Regions from separate parts of the Homo sapiens genome. Here region 2 is linked to region 1. A link is a contact called in ENCODE Hi-C data. All regions are on one chromosome and are shown on one strand. Each heading gives the region's core, a stretch centred on a gene start or an enhancer-like site at or near the end of the contact. The rest is flanking DNA. Distances are from core to core; before and after follow the strand shown.

The links. A loop is a pair of places that touch in the nucleus more often than their neighbours do.
Region 2: a loop to region 1 is called in a map of aorta, with 2.4 times the contacts of the local background. The contact joins two enhancer-like sites. A Hi-C loop is called at or near these places in 2 of 168 maps with a recorded cell type or tissue (PC-3 and aorta).

The regions. Positions count from the first base shown.
Region 1 is chr11:35,566,427-35,569,691 of GRCh38, reverse strand. No RefSeq gene overlaps it. Among named protein-coding and RNA genes, the nearest start is that of PAMR1, 42 kb to the right of the region's middle. Within about 2 kb of position 1,776, at least 3 of the 41 ENCODE cell types and tissues checked have a DNase peak (open chromatin) inside an H3K27ac peak, as active enhancers do.
Region 2 is chr11:36,014,248-36,017,512 of GRCh38, reverse strand. All of the region lies in intron 1 of LDLRAD3 (low density lipoprotein receptor class A domain containing 3), which reads right to left. Among named protein-coding and RNA genes, the nearest start is that of MIR3973, 5.8 kb to the right of the region's middle. Within about 2 kb of position 1,597, at least 5 of the 41 ENCODE cell types and tissues checked have a DNase peak (open chromatin) inside an H3K27ac peak, as active enhancers do.

The sequences.
Region 1 (3,265 bases), core at 527-3,026:
TGTAAATTGCCTAATCTTGGGTATGTTTTTATCAGCAGCATGAAAACGGACTAATACTCTCTAGTTGCATCCATGCTGTTGCAAATGACAGGATCTTATCTTTTTTATGTTGGAATAGTACTCCACTGTGTTTATGCACCCATTTTCTTTATCCATTCATCTGTTGATGGACACCAAGGTTGATTCACTTGATTCCAAATCTTGGTTATTTTAAATAGTGTTGCATGAACACAGTGCAAATATCTTTTGATATGCTGATTTCCTTTCTTTGGAGTATACATCAAGCAGTGGAATTGTTAGTTATTTCTTTTCTCTTGCTGCTTTTAGGATCCTTTCTTTATCCTTGACCTTTGGGAATTTGATTACTAATGCCTTGAGGTACTCTTACTTAGATTATATCTGCTTGGTGTTCTATAACTTCCTTGTATTTGAATATGGACATCTTTCTTTAGGTTTGAGATGTTCTCTATTACTATATTTTTGAATGAACTTTCTACTTCAGTCTCTATCTCTGTCTGCCTCCTCTTTAAGGCAAGTAACTATTAGATTTGTCCCTTTGAGGTTATTTTCTAGATCCTGTAAGCATGCTTTATTCTTTTTTCTTTTGAATCCTCTATGTATTTTCAAATAGCCTGTCTTCAAGCTTACTAATCCTTTCTTCTGCTTGATCAATTCTGCTACTGAGAGATTCTGATGCATTTTTCGGTTTGCCAGTTGAATTTTTCAGATCCAGAATTTCTGCTCAATTCTTTCTAATTATTTCAATCTCTCTGTTAAAGTTGTCTGATAGGATTCTGAATTCTTTATCTGTGTTATCTTGGATTTCATTGAGTTTTCTCAAAAAACAGCTATTTTGAACTCTCTGTCTGAAAGATCACATATTTCTGTCACTCTGGGATTGATCACTGGTGCCTTATTTAGTTATGGTGAGGTTATGTTTTCCTGAATGATCTTGATGGCTGTGGATGTTAATCAATCCATAATCCACAATCTTCAATGTCTGGGCATCGAAGAGTCAGATATTTATTGTAGTCTTCACAGTCTGGGCTTGTTTGTACTCATCCTTCTTGGGGGGCTTTCCAAGTATTCAAAGAGAACTGAGTGTTGTGAACTAAGTCTTTGGTCACTGTAGCTTTATCTGTATTAGGAGGCACCCCAAGCCCAGTAATGCTGTGACTGTTGCAGACTTGTAGAGGTACCACCTTGGTGGTCTTGGGGAAGATCCGGGAGAATTCCTTGGATTAACAGGCAAGACTCCTGGTTTCTTCCCTTACTTTCCCCCAAACTCTCTCTCTCTCTATGCTGAGCTGCCTGGAGTTAGGGGAGGGGTGATGCAAGCACTCTCATGGCTACCACTGCTGGGACTGTGCTGGGTCACACCTGAAGCCAGCACAGTACTGGGTCTTGCTCAAGTCCTGTGGCAACAATTTCCTGACTTCTGCTGATGTTTATGCAAGGCCCAAGGGCTCTTTATTCACTAGGTAATAAATCCTGCCAGGACTGAGCAGTGCAGCAGATTCCCTTCTGGCTCAGGGTGGGTCTAGAAATTCCCTCCAGGAGGGAATGCCTGGAATCAGGGACCTTAGGGGTCTGCTTGTTGCTTTATTTTACTGTGGCTGAGCTGGTACCCAAGTTGCAAGACAAAGTCCTTTTTACTCTTCCCTCTCCTTTTCTCAGGCAGAAGGAATCTTTCCCCATGGCCACAACAGCTGGGAATGTGCTGTGTCACACCTGAAGCCAGCATCATGCTAGATCTTGTCCAAGACCTGTGGTGACTGCTTCCTGGCTCCAGCTGATGTTTATTCAAGGCCCAAGGGCTTTTCAGTCAGCAGGTGCTAAATTCTGCCACGACTGGAATCTTTCCTTCAGGACAATGGGTTCTCCTCTGGCCCAGAGTGGGTCTAGAAATGTCATCTGGGAACTAGGGCCTGGAATGGGGGCCTTAGGATTCTGCTTGGTGCTTTATTTACTGTAGCTGAGCTGGTATTCTAGTTGCAAGACCAAGTCCCCTTTACTCTTGCCTTTCTTCCCAGAGCTGGGAGCTGCACTGCCTGGAGTGGTGTCTCACGGGGTCAAATGCAGCCCAAATCCACGGTCCCAGCACAACACAGCACCAGGACTTTCCAAGGAACTGCAGTCCTTATGGCCTACACTGCCTTTCAAGTTTATTTAGGGCACCAGAGTACTTTAGCCCGTGCTGGTGGGGATAGCTAGAACTCAGTTTCCAGCTCCTGGGATGGATGATGTAAAAACCAAGTACTGTGATTGCTCACCTGATTTTTTATTCTAATGAAGGTGCTTTCTTGTGTGGATAGTTTTTCGATTTAGTATTCCTGTGGAGGGACAGGAGGGATGATTGCTGGAGGGTTCTATTTGGCCATCTTGTTCCACCTCCTATTGTCAGTTTAATTCACAGACTCCTAAGTACTGAACCTAAGAGGGCGGAGGAAAGGCTTTTCCTCCCCAGGATCCTCCTCACAGGAAGACTTTTAAGCACTCAGATTCCTGTGCCCCACTCCAACCCCTAAGAGGACCTCTGGAAAGCTGGATTAGGCATTTGAATGTTTAAGGAGCTCCCCAGGTGAGTCTGAAGTTCATTCAAGTTTGGGAACTCTTGATCTAGACCAAGTAACAAATATAATTCTTGACCACACTGACTGGGAAGGACTTCGAGTCCTTGATAGAAACAAATACAGTCATGTGTTGCTTAACGACAGCAAACATCATAGAAAGTACTCTGAGAAACCTAGATGGTATAACTTACTATGCACCTAGGCTATATGGTGTGTAGGCTCCTAGGCTACAAAACTGTACGGCATCTTGCTGTACTGAATAATGTAGGTAATTATAACAACTGTAAATATTTGAGTGTCTAAACATATATAAAACATAGAAAAGGCACAGCAAAATTAAGGTATTATATATAATCTTATGGGACCACTGTCATATATGCAGGCCATTGTTGACTGGAATGTCATGATGCCATGCACGATTGTATTTGGATTCATTGGTGATGTCTACCAAGGATGGCAGGTGAAGGGGTGAATGAGGAGGGTGGGGGAAATTATTTGTCACAATTACCACATATTTGCCATTCTTATAATTCTTTAAAGTTTTAATAGCTTCTAGTCTTACTTCCTTCGGTCCTCTTATTTTCCTTTTTGGAATCGTAGTTTTGATAATTTTAGCAAATCCTCAAAAAACTTTACACCCTTCCTTTTGAATGGCACAGGCTTCTTGGATTTCAAGTACAGTTGCCAAGAGT
Region 2 (3,265 bases), core at 348-2,847, 450 kb before region 1:
GTACAATCATGAAGAAAAAGCACAATCAAAGCAATGGCTACCAAGAGGTGAAAGTAGTCCAGTCACAGCGAAAGTTGACCAGTCAAGAGTAAAGGTCATGGCAACAGTTTTTTGGGATACTTGAGAGCTATTTTGCTTGTTAGCTTTCTGGAAGGCCAAAGAACAATAATGTCTGCTTATTATGAGAGGTTTTGAGAAAGTTAGCCAAAGCTTTGGCAGAAAAATGCCCCAGAAAGCTTCACCAGAGAGTCTTCCTCTATCCTAGTAATGCTCCTGCTCAATTCAACTCATCCAACAGGGCAATTTTTTGAGAATTTCAATGGGAAGCCATGAGGCAGCCTCCTTACAGTCTTGGCTTCTGATTTTGTTCCCTAATCCTAAAAATCTTTCAAAGGCAAATGTTTTTCTTCAGTTAATAATGTAAAAAACACATTGACATGGTTAAATTCCCAGAACCCTCAGTTCTTTAGGGATGGACTAAATGGTTGGTATCATCGCTTACCAAAGTGCCTTGAACTTGATGAAGCTTATGTTGAGGAGTAAAGTTTATATTTTTATCTTTTAATTATGTCTTTCCACAAACTTTCTGAGGTCCCCTCCTATGATGCAATATAGCCATAGTACCACATCAGCCTTTAAAAAGAATTCAGGAGTTAGAACGTACTGACACGGAAGAATAGCCACAATAGAGTCAGAAGGGAAAGAGCAAGTTGGAAAACAATATGTATAGCAGAATCCCATGTTTGTTCATCGCTAGAGATGTAGATGTATAGTGTACTGGTATTTACATTTATATCTGCACAATCTTAGAACACACACTCTGCAGGGAAGGAACTGAGAGGTCCTTTTAGAATGTGGGTATATTTTCTATTGGCATCTTTTCTTCAGAACCAATTGCTTAAAGTGTCACCATAGTAAATATGCCTGGAGAACTTACGAAAGCGGCCAAGATGATTTAGGGGAGAGGTGGCATAGCGCTGCTCATTGTAAAAATACATACACACAGAGAAAGATTTGTTCCTTTAACATTAAGAAACAAAACCCAAAAGGAAACAGTCATCTTACTCACCAAATTACAAAATATTTTCATGAAGCATTCCTTAAAGCACAAGAGAAGTAAGTTTGGGATAAGAGTACTTGATACAGTCAGAAACTAATAGTCCCAAATGTTGGCTCAAACTAAAAAGAAAAACTGAACAAGGAATCACTTGGAGAAACCTGTGGGTGACTGCTTATTAATGAGTTAGCATAGAAAATGACCCAAGGGCTATGTTTCCTTTTATTCCCTTTTAGAACACAAGTGTATTCTATAAAAGCTCTTATGAGCCACCTTCCACAGCCACACTTCTCCCCTCCCTTCTGGCCAGCCCCACTCCCCACAAGAGGCCCACACCTCAGTTGCCTGGGTGGGATGCCTCTGACTCTGATTAAGGGATGTAAACGTCATTCGTCCTCTGCGGGGAATGTGGCAGGTCTCTCCAAATCTCACTTGCCCTCCCTGTGAGCTCACACTTACAGCCTGCTCTGGACTCCTATTTCCATGCTACTGGGTCTTCCAGGTGGCATCAGGCCACGATTTCTGCTGGAAAACAGACGAGCTCATTCAAGGGCGCCTGGAACAAGAGTGCTGGAGTCTGGAGCCCAAGGCTTGTGGGAGGTCGGGTCGCCAAGGTTTTGGAGTTGTCCTTGCAACCCAAGTGGGTGGAGGGTTATCCTACAACCCACCTCCTGGAAGATGAGGTGGAAACTAGATCTTTTTAACGTGGAGTAAAAGGAGCCAGACATTCTTGCCAGTTCAAAAACAGAAGAAAGGAATCTGTGATGTTGGAAGTCAGAACAGTGGCGGGGGGCAGGGGGAGGATGGAGTGGGGGCACCACCGGGGCTCTGGGGTTGGCAATGCTGTACTTCTTGAGCTAAGCCCTGGTTCCCCAGGTGTGTTTACTTCATGGAAATTCATAGAGCTCCCCAGTTAACATCTGCGCGCTCTTCGGTATGTGCGTTAAGTTTCTATAAAAAGTTTACTTAAATAAAAAGTAAAAAACATGTTTTTGAACAGCACAGCTGGCTTATAGACACCATTCCTCTCCTTTCTTCCTTCTACAGCCTGAGCAACCAGCAACCTCACTATCAAGTCCAAGAGTTCACAATGCAATGACAAGGGGTGGGGACGGGGACAGGCAATGGGGGCAGGGGGCGGGGGGGGGGAATGGCATGTCCCGGATTTATTTTTAATTGATTCACTCATTTTCTCTGAATACTCAAAACAGCCCCACTCCTTTTCTGCAATGCCCAAAATGGCACGAGCCACACCCTGATAAACCCCAAGCATGCAAACTTCTCAGACCTGGCGCAAGGCTCTGCGGTGGCATCTACTGAAGCTCGGCTTAACAGCCAGACTCTGGGATGCATGCAGAAAAGTCTACATGGCTGCTGTCGCTTCAGTTCCAAAATGAATCTGAACAGGGAGTAGGGGACTGCCCTGGAAGCCAATTCCAGCTCCAGTTACAATCCAACTCACTTTCCAAACTCTTCTGGGATTATTCTTGGTTATCAGGAATCCTAGGGGGTTCTTCACTGAACTTTTCCACATGGTTCGTCTGGGGGCTCCCCCCTTCTTTTGTTTAAACATTTTTTATTTGTCTTTGGCAAAAAATAAAATAAAAATAAATCATAAAGTTTATAGCAAGCTATACAGAGAGAAAAGCCATCCAGAATAATTTATGTTTGATGAGTCTACAGATTAGACAACTGAATGCTGATTTCTGCCTGCAGCCAAGGGAGATGTCTGAACCTGGCTTTCTTCCTCTTTTCTGCCGTAATAATTCTTTCAAAAAGGCACTGCCCTGTCATCACCACTGCCCAGATAGATGTTCAGGAAGGAGTCTGAACCCTGGGAGAGGAAGGCTGATTTCACCTCGCCAGCAAAGTTTCTGCCACCTCCCCATGGCAGGCGGGAAAGGAGGGAGCAGGTGTGATGGGCCACCCAGCCAAGGGGAGTTGTGACTTTAAGAGCACTCCAGGCGTTACCATCACTGCAGGTACCATGCACATCCCATACTGCACCCTTCCAGCCGCTTCCATTCCTTGGGCACAACAGAAGTTATCATTTCCCATAATGGTGTTACACAGCATTTTCATTAAAGCCTAGGCTGGTAATACCATTCCTTTGTATTTAGTACACAGCTCCATGCCGGTCATGCACCCCTCTCTCTGTCTATCTGTCTGTCTCTCTTTCTCAGATCAGCTTCTTGTGTTCCCACAAAA